Linked DNA regions of Homo sapiens: region 2 is linked to region 1. Evidence: read pairs that join two places in POLR2A ChIA-PET (ENCODE). Cell type or tissue: PC-9. All regions are shown on one strand. Region 1 overlaps GNAL (G protein subunit alpha L). Region 2 holds the start of LOC124904251 (a long non-coding RNA gene).

What was found. Peaks named below come from ENCODE experiments on the same cell type or tissue, not always from the same donor. Only the 100,000 strongest peaks of a DNase experiment are listed, where the experiment ranks them.
Region 2: POLR2A ChIA-PET joins it to region 1 with 5 read pairs; 3 of 35 experiments call an interaction of 5 or more read pairs at or near these places.

Annotation. Positions count from the first base shown.
Region 1 is chr18:11,700,009-11,705,008 of GRCh38, reverse strand. The region is part of intron 1 of GNAL (G protein subunit alpha L); the gene reads right to left. Among named protein-coding and RNA genes, the nearest start is that of GNAL, 13 kb to the right of the region's middle. In PC-9, no CTCF peak of the experiment used is centred here; no DNase peak of the experiment used is centred here; H3K27me3 peaks cover 5,000 bases.
Region 2 is chr18:11,857,600-11,862,599 of GRCh38, reverse strand. GNAL (G protein subunit alpha L) reads right to left here. Exons shown (of 12, transcript NM_182978.4): 6 at 151-205. LOC124904251 (a long non-coding RNA gene) reads left to right here and starts at 2,089. Exons shown (of 2, transcript XR_007066297.1): 1 at 2,089-3,256; 2 at 4,474-5,000. RefSeq lists enhancers at 349-1,255, 4,973-5,000, 4,538-5,000. In PC-9, CTCF peaks have their summits at 2,041 and 2,240; DNase peaks (open chromatin) are centred at 2,479, 3,119 and 4,949; H3K4me3 peaks cover 1,904 bases; H3K27ac peaks cover 3,312 bases.

The sequences.
Region 1 (5,000 bases):
GTACACTTAAAAACTTTTTAATAGGGTAGATCTCGTGTGAAGTGTTCTTACCATGATAAAATAAGGAAATCAACTCAAAGATGCAGGAGGAAACTTTCAGAGGTGATGGATATGCTCTCAGGTGTATACACATGTCAAAACTAACCAAACTGCACACTTTAAATATGTGCTGTTTTCTGTATGCATTTCAACTATATCTCAAAAAAAGCTGTTAAATTAAAAAAAAATTGATAATGGACTTAACTTTCACCTCCATTAATAATTTCACAGGAACGAGTAAAATGTTCTGGGTATGAGCAAGCTTTGATAAGGAGAAACTAAAAGAAAATACTGATATTAAGGAAGAAAGGAGACAAAAATGTAAGAGACGGAGTCCAAAGACCCCAGAGTAGGCTGCGTGGCTGGGTCTGGAAACTGGGGAGGGAGCCCAGAAGTGGGCCAGATAGCTGAGCTCCTCTCCCTCTGTACCTGTGGGTTAGCAGGAGTTGAGGCACATATTACAGATGGGGGTACTTATCATTACTGCTCACTGATCACCCTAGGCCCATTCCTCACTATTCCCACTTTCAGCCGGAAGACCCTGGGCCATTAGTTGTGCCTTGGACTGCTCAGGGCATAGTGAAGCCACAGCAAAGGGTTCAGTGGAAGGCCTGCTCTGGAGGCCAGGGTGACTGTGTGGCTGTTTCTGGCATTCCAATCTCTAATTCCAAATACACTGTGTGATCCAGGCTGTGTCCTAGGGTATAATCCATATGTGGGATCCACGATGTGTTCCGTGGTATGACCCACGGGTCTAGGGTGTGACCCACTGTGTGATCAGGGAGTGCAGAAGGCTGTGACTCACTGTGGGACCCATGATGTTCAGGCTCCACGGAAGAACACCAATGCTGCTTCCTTTGTATTGTGGGTTGAATAACAGGATTTTGAGATTACTCTAGAAATCCATCCTCTGTGTTCCTAAACGAACATTCTGTATACATAATTAAAATTAATTTATCCTATTTGAAGTTAGGATAACCTGTAGGAATTTAGGTGAAGGGAAAGGCTGAGGCTGAACACCACCAGCAGAACTAAGATGCTTTTCTTCTGAGGCCACAGACTAGGGTGCAGCCTGCCTCCATCTGTCCCCAGTCAGCAAGGGTTGACATGGCCACAGAGCTTCCTGCACTTCACTGTGTGTGTGTGTGTGTGTGTGTGTGTGTGTGTGTGTGTGCCCATCAACACTGGGCCTCCTATCCCCTGTTCCAAGCTCATTATTGTACCCAAGCCCAAGGGTGGAGAGCATTACTTCTGAGAAAATGTCATTAGAGCAAAAAACGGAAATGGATCTGAAAGTTAAGTATCGTCCTCCATGAGGCACAGCGAAGTCCACTGGATCAACCACAGCTCGGCATGCTTTTTAGTTCCACGCAGCGCTTATCAAATAGCTGATGTTCAGAAGGCTGTTACATTAAAAAGCAATTCTAAAACAAAGTACCAGTTAAAACAATTTCAGAGATAAAGAGTCACATAACTGTTTCTTAATTGGCACTACTTTATCCGTATTTTATTGGTTCTTTTCAGCACATTGAATTTCTTTGTACAATGAAAACCTATAACAAATAACACGTTTCTATATTTTCTTAAAAAAGAGGGACACTTCCTTATAGGTCACATATATCAATTAGAGCATATTCTAAATGGATTTTCAACTAAACAGACTTAAAGCAGATGCAGGAGTTTCGATAAAACTATGCACAACGTGCGGAGCGTTCTGTTTTTCATTTGCTCTGCGTGGCATCTGCTGCTTTCCAATGAGCCTCTCAAAACGAGGGGTTTCTCAAACTTGTCGATTTTAAGAACAGAAATATACTCTACAAATATGGTTTTTTTGTTTGTTTGTTTTGTTTTTGAGACGGAGTCTTGCTCTGTCGCCCAGGCTGGAGTGCAGTGGCGCAATCTCTGCTCACTGCAACCTCTGGCTCCCAGGTTCAAGTCATTCTCCTGCCTCAGCTTCCCGACTAGCTGGGATTACAGGCTCGTGCCACCATGCCCATCTAATTTTTGTAATTTTAGCAGAGATGGGGTTTTGCCATGCTGACCAGGCTGGTCTGGAACTCCTGACCTCATGTGATCTACCCGCCTCAGCCTCCCAAAGTGTTGGGATTGCAGGAGTGAGCCATCGCACCGGGCTATTTTTTTTTTTTTTTAAGTGGGAAGGTTCTTGGAAGCTGCTGCCCTCCTCCTCAGTCCTGCCTCCCTTCTCACTGGGGCAAGAGCTGCTCCCACTGTCTTCTGTACCTGCATGGATGTATTTTATGCTGTGCTGCAATGGCTGGTTGATACCTTTGTCTCCCGCACAGGGTCATAAGCTCCTGAGCACACAGAACAGCTCCTGAGACAGCTCCAGTTTGTAGACTGAAGCCTGACAGAACCTGGGACGTGGTAGACGTGCTACTGAATGTCAGTAATTGCTACTGAATAAACAAATAGTAGCCTGTAACACAGCACTGACGTCCTTCTCAATAGACAAGCTGCTCTACAAATCAAACAGCTGATTGATCTGTGGCTCAGTCTAACTCTCTGGGGTATGCTGGCTTGGGCCTTGTTCTGCGCTTCCTCACCAGGACAGCTGTGGGCTTGTGGTTCATTTACACCACCCTCTGAGGGTGACAGGGAAGAAGGAGGCCGGCTCTGGGATCAGCACTCGCCTCTTGCTCGGTCCTGATTCCTCCCTGGTGCCACTCTTGCGTTCTGAGTCTTGCTCTGCTAGCGAGCTTTGTATCTACAGATTCCTGTGTCTGGCCTAATTCCAGGGGCTGATATTTTCCCAGAAAAGAAAATACAGCTGGGGTCGAGGCAAATGTGTGCTCCATGATTCTGGGGCTGACCTGTGTTTCTCCTGTGGCCTCCTGGCTAGCAGACTCCAAATCACGCCCTCTAGATGCTCCCGAAGTACCTGTAAAACACAAATGCTGCTCTGCAGCCAAGTCAAAGGTTCCCTTTTGTGGCTTTTTATCCACCTTCCTTTCAGTGATTCTCTAATGAGTGGATTTCTTGGGTAAAAAAAGGATAAACGTTTCATTTTTTTTTTCTTTATGCCGATTTACAGACAATCTCCACCTTCCCATCATGGTGCAATCTACAAAATGCAGCTCCTAATATTGACTTGTGGAGCACTTTGATGGCTGGAGATAAAAGGAGCAGTCTCCTTCCCGTTTGATAACACTGCACACTGTTGCTCAAACTTTCTTCATCTTCTTGAAGCATCAGTTCTATTAGGTAAACACTCCAGGTTGCTGCTACATTCTGGGAGCTGTGGGTGCTTCTGGGTTCTTTCAGCAGCTCCTTGATGAACAGGAAACCAGCTGCCAGGTGCAAACTTGGAGCAGATTTCACAGCTGCTTCTGCTCATAGTTTGCACCCAGGATCAATAACAGCATTATGCTTTTTTTTTTTTTTTTTTTTGAGATTCTTGCTCTGTCACCCAGGCTGGAGTGGAACGACGCACTCTTGGCTCATTGCAACTTCCTGCCTCAGCCTCCCGAGTAGCTGGGATTATAGGTACCCGCCACAACGTCTGGCTAATTTTTGTATTTTTAGTAGAGATGGGGTTTCACCATGTTGGCCAGGCTGGTCTCGAACTCATGACCTCAAGCAATCCACCCGCCTCGGCCTCTCAAAGTGTTAGGATTACAGGTGTGAGCCACCGCGCCTGGCCAGCATTATGCATTTGTGTACAAACATTGACATTAAACAATCAAGTTCCTACCTCCCCTGTACCTCCCCACTCATAAAATATCCTAAGGAAGGGGGATGCCCATCATGTTACTGAGAGGTTCCACGTGAATCCCTGGAATCATGTTCTTGACCCACACTGTTGCCATTTATCTCCGAGCACGTGCAGGCTCGGACTGGTATTTTTCTCTTAGGTTCTTGTCCTTTCTCTTCAACAACACAGTGAACTTTTCCAGGGCTGAGGCTGTGCTCTCTGCCTTGTGGAATCTCCACATCACCCAGAGAAGCACCTGGCACAGAGCGGGCTCCTGAGAGATGCAAATGTTTGCAGTTGGTGAGTAATATAAGGGATTCAATGAATAAAATGGCCTTTTCCCTTGTGACTCAAAGAATGGGTATCATTGCGCCTTATTTTTCTGTTTATGTCAAAATATTGTCTTCTTATGCTTTTTCTGGGAGAAGTTCACTTATTCAGAAAGAAAATTCACTTTTCAACTACAGAAGAACACACCAAGTGAGCATTAATCCAAAGCACAGTGATGCAACCTACATCTTCTCCAAGGCTCTTCTGCTAGGATTAGAGAAAGCAGATGCCACAGTGTGTTTGCTGTCTTCCTCGATCCTCCATCAGTCGGCAGGTTGACCTGCCTCTCACTAAATAACATTTTCCCAGATCGGCAAATGAAATAACAGCAGGAAGGGTTGAAGAGAGCTGTCTAACCCTTGAAGATTTTGATGGGTGGCTTCCCTAACTCGTGCCTTCAGTGGCATTTGGTGTAACACCTAATAACAGCTGGGCAACAATCCTGTGATTCCTCCTGATGAGGCAGAGCTAGGGCAGCCTTACAGGATGGGACACATGGCCTGGCCAAGCCAAGCCAAACGGCCTGCAGGAGCAGTGTGTGTGTGCCCCTCCCGTCAGGTGCTAACACTTCAATGCATGTCTAGAGGGCTTTATTTGCTGAGAATAATTTAACCCCAGAACTGCAGTTGGAAAAGTCTTTAAATGATGCTTTTTTATTCATAAACCACAGCTTTCAATAATGGGCCGCTATCTTTCCTGCTGCGGTTAACTGACCTGGGCTTTTTAAGAGTAGGGCCATCAGCTTATGGCCCCTAAACGGGCTCATTAGAAGAACCCTCGACCCTTCTGCTATGGCCACTGTGGTGTCTGTCCTCTTCTTCTCCACCAGCTCCTCCTCTTGGGATCCTAATTCAAGGACAAAATCTTTCACTGACTTCTTTTCTTAGTAAGTGACTAAAACAAGAAGCCTATTATTTAG
Region 2 (5,000 bases), 160 kb before region 1:
CACGCACACACACAGGGCAGTACAAACAATTTGCAAAAAGTAGGTATCTTAAGGATTTTTCCTTAATTCATTCTGAAATAATCATTAAATCATATTGGAAATGAATCTCAAAGTTTCTGGTGTGTGGTGGGGGACCCTAATTCCACATACCTGGTCTGTGGGTGTGTAGTCAACCAAGCTGACGCTGTCGATTCTTTCCAGGAAGCTGCAAAGAAAGCCAGCAAGGGTTGAGGCCTGTTCTCTGCCCACTTTCCCCTGGGGTTGGGGAGAAATTAATGGGACATCACCCAAGTACAGCAAGGATGGGGGCAGGCCAAGAAGCTGAAGTGAGTTCTTACTTTGTTTCCTGAATTTGTATCTGTCTAGATAATGCAACATTCTTGACCCAGGGAGGGAGAACTGCATTCTTTTTTTTTCTTTTTTTTAATGTTGCCTTCTCTCCCCTCTCTTCTCCACTGCCACAGCGCTGGGGGTGGGAGCTACTCAGAAACTGGGAGAGAGCATGGAGCCTCCCGTCCAAGGCTAAGCGAGTACAAGAATGTGTTGCAATGTAAACAAAACATGGAAGGTGACAGATGTCCCTTTAGTTTCCTAATCAAATCCAGATGTTGTGTGTGTGTGTGTGTGTGTGTGTGTATGACTGCGTGAATATGTGTAAGAGCGACTGAGTGTGGAGAGCGAGTATGTGGTGTGCAAGAGTAAATGTGTAAAAGTGTAAGGGTGAGTGTGAGAGTATGTGCGGAAAGTGTGCGAGAGCGAGAACGTGAGTGTGCATATTTGAGTGTGTGTGCTGGCAAACCTGGCGACGCCTGTTGGTGTCAGATCTGCCTGGCGCCCACTGTGTCCCACACAAGGCAGGATGGGAGCCAAGGAAGGCTGTGCGCCGCTCTTGGGTGATGACCCTTCCGAGAGGGAGCTGGGAGGCCGCCGAGCTCCCTCTCCTGAGTGACCACGGCCCCTGCACAGGCCTCCCCCGCCCTCTCTGTGCCAGCCTGGCTTTACCAAGGCATCTATCCAGGCTGCACGTTTCCCACTGACTCTTGGTTGATCTGTTGTTATTTATCTTCTCCACTAACATGTTAGGCCCTCAGGGCAGGTCTCTGTCTTGTCCACCTGGGAGTCCCCAGCACCTAGTGCAGGCCTGGCCCCAGTAAATATGGTGGAATGAACCAGTGTCCTCTGTCCCCTTCTCCTTCCGCGGCTGGGACAGGTGACCATTGAGGGCTGAGAGGCTGGGTCCCTCGGGGACCAACAAGCACTGGGAATGGGTTAAATGGCAAGCAGGGGACAATTCTGGAGACAGAGGGGCAGCAGGGACCCTAGAAGGAAGAAGGAGAGCCAGCAGGAGGGAGGGGTCGGGGGGGCCCAGGCTCTCTGTTGGTGCTGGCGTTGACGGGAGGCCCTGGTACTGAGGAGAGAGGATGGACGGCCTGGAGGCTGCGCTGGCTCCCTGCCTGCCATGCCAGTTGGCTGGTTCTGTCCTTTGGTAGGTAGAGGCAGCAGACATGTGCCCATGAGCATTTCATGCAGAGGAGGCGATGTTGCCTCCCAATCTCCCCATCCTCCCACACCAGCTCCTCTGCAGGCGCCTGTGAACCTCAGTGTGGGCAAGAGGGAGACGAAACGGTTCAGAACACAAAACGCCACCCCACAATGAGCCCTTCAGCATGTTGACTAATTGTAGCTGAAGGCACTTGAGAAGCCTCAGCTGCAAGGCTGGCTGGCTGGCTGACCTCCCGCTCTGTCCCAAAAAGCAGGTCATGAAATCTTCCCTAAGAAACGTGCCTGCCCTGTACCAGGAAGAGGAGAATGTTCTTATCACCAGGGGTTCGGAGTCCACCCTGAAACTGATCTGTACAAACCCACCAAAATAACCCTTGTCTTTCATTAGTCACTGCCCCACAATGACTGCCCCTAGAAACTTGAACCTTTCTCCTGTGTCACTTCTCCATAAATTTATCATCTTTTGTTAAAAGGGTATATTAGCTCTCGGTCCTAACAGCTTCTTTGGGTCTTCATTTTTCTTATGAAAGTTCCCGTGTGCATGTAAAAATATTAAATAAAATGTGTATGCTTTCCTCCTGTTAATCCGTCTTTGTTAGTTCACTCAGCTACAGAACCTAATGGGAAAGAGGGAAGTTCTTTTTCCTTCCCTACAGAGGTCAAAAGGGGTCCATTTTAGGAACCACTTGGCCAAAGACAGTAAGACTACATAATTTCCTTGGACATCTTAACTCCTTCCTTTTGGAAAGCTAGAGACAGTCCCTAGTGGCCAAAACTGAGGCATGGCCATGGGATGACATTTTGGCAGCCTTCACCCATGAACTTGGGTTTGGCACCCCCAGGGCAAGTAACCCAGAAGCAGAATACACAAAGGGGCAGGAGTGGATCTGCTGGTGTTTGGGATGGCCTTTCATAGCGATAGGAAACAGTGGGGGCAACTGTGACCTCAACTGTCATGAATGAGTCATTTCCCTGGAAGCCAAGGGAAACAGGCTATGGGAGTGGTGTCTGTGACTGCATTGTCTGGTGTGCAGTCATTAAAGAATGTTAGCCAGGTGCAGTGGTGCACGCCTTTAATCCCAGCACTTTGGGAGGTGGAGGTGGGTGGATCGCCTGAGGTCAGGAGTTTGAGACCAACCTAGCCAACATTGTGAAACCCTGTCTCTACGAAAACTACAAAAATTAGCCAGGTGTGGTGGCACGCATGCCTGTAATCCCAGCTACTTGGGAGGCTGAGGCAGGAGAATCGCTTGAACCCGGGAGGCAGAGGTTGTAGTGAGCCGAGATCACACCACTGCACTCCAGCCTGGGCGATAGAGTGAGACTCCGTCTCAAAAAAAAAAAAAAGAATGTCAACTGCTCCTGGCTCTGCAGAGGTATGGCCCAGGTGACAGGGCTATTGAGAGGCCAAAGGGACCCTGATCAGCCAGTGGTGTCTTTGGAATAGGTGCTGCAAGCTCTGGGAGGTGCTACTGCGCACCAGAAGGTTGGTGAGTTGGCCAAGGGTGTGGAGCTGGCTCCAGAGGGGAAGGAACAAAGGGAAGGGACCCTCTGGGAGCTGGAGAGACTTGGGAGCCTGGAGGCAGGAATTCCCTGCCATTGCCTGAGGCCTGGTTTGGAAAGTACAATGCAGTTTTGGCATGGTGGTTGCTGGCCTGGAATGTGGTGGGGTGAAGAGCGTGGTGGAAGGACACACTGAGTTCCTGACCATCCAGCAACAAAGGAGCAAAAAGACCTTGGAATCCATGAGAAGGTAGGAGAAGTTTCTGCCGGGGTGGGACGGGAGCTCTGAACTGGGGCTGGACAGTCAGATGGGTTTCTGGGTGAGAAGGCTGCTTCCCTCACAGGCTACAACAGTTGTAATCAGAAATGGTCGCAACTTTTGACAGGGTCCAGAGCAAAGGATACAGAAATGAATTCGCTCTGATGAAAAGAGCTGGAAGGAACTGAAAATTAAATATGAAGCCTGTGGCTATAGTTAGAGTTTAGGAAGTAACCTATTTAAAATGGGATGCACATAGGTTGGAGGTAGGTGGTGAATGTATTCAGATGATAATAACTAGTCTAAGTAGAAAGAATGAAGTATGGTTAACCAAAAAATGCCTCTGGAGTGCTAGAGAGATGTGATGAGAGGACGTGTGAGTGCATCTTCCTGTGCACTATGAAAGACCAGTGACTTTGAGATGCTGACAGTGATGAGGCTGGTGGGTCTTCTCCTGTCGCCAACCTCCAAAATGGATATTCAGAGTCCTTCCAGCTCTGATTCTCAGAGATCTAAGTGAGACGTGGGAGGTCTCATTGAACATTTCCAAGAGCTGCTTCTGATTTGTTGCTGATGCTGAATGGTACCGAGTTCATGCATTTCAAGTTTGTGCAATGAAAATAAAATGTGAATATTCACCCCAAAATGTGAATATGCCCCCAATTCTTTGAAAGACTTTCTAAGGAATAAATAATAGAGTGGTAGATTTCTGCCAGCCTTCTGCCTTGATCCTTGTTTCAACTGGCATATTTCCAAGCATGTTGCAGGAGTACTTTTTCAAATTGGGGCTTCTGTGATTACATACATAGAGAGAATTTTAAAGGGGTCTCCCAAATCATACATAGAATTTTGCATATGATTACATTTTAAAGGGTTATAACATTGCCTCCTTAAATATGCCACTGCATGCTGACCAGAAGAATTAAGCAGATCTAAAAATCCCTTGCAGACTATTCACTCCAACTATTAGATGCAGAGGTGCAAAACTATACCAAATTAGCATTGTAAAAAATCACTTGCATTGTAGACACTATAAGGAAGTAGTTAAAAAGAAATTTACTCTGATTTTTTTTTCATTATTTCCTGTGACAGCTGAGGACACTCATGTTTGCAGAAATGTTTTCATTTTCATTTAGATCCCCCTTCTGTTTGATATTAGCAAAAGTAACAATGCACTGTTTATATCCCATCTGTTGTTGGCGTCAAAGAATTCTTATGGCCATGGAATTGATCATGAAGAGGAACAAGGAGAGTCATGAAAAGATGAAAACTATTCTGTTAAATGCCTTTGTAATCAAACTACTGGATCTGAGAAAAAAAGTACCAACTGAATTTCCATGTATTTAAAATTTTTTGTGTGTGAAAACATATAGCAATTGGAAATCTGTCAAGGCAAGTAAAAAACTTTTCCCAATGTTAATGAAATTTGACTCATGATATTTATCTACAAGACATAAAAATATAGATGGATCCCAGATACTCAGGAGGCTGAGGCAGCAGGATCACTGGAGCCCAGGAGTTCGTACTGGTGGAGAAAAACATTACTCACGTGGTGACAAAGTACCAGGCAGTTGTAATGCACAGCCAGAGTTAAGATTCCCTGCTCCTTAAAAGGGGTTCCCAGACTCGCAGCATATCGGCGTCACTGGCAGACCCACTGCGTCAGCATGTGCAGCTGAACCATGTCCCAGGTGATCAGTGATTCATGGTGACTCGTCATCCAAGAGCGTGTTCC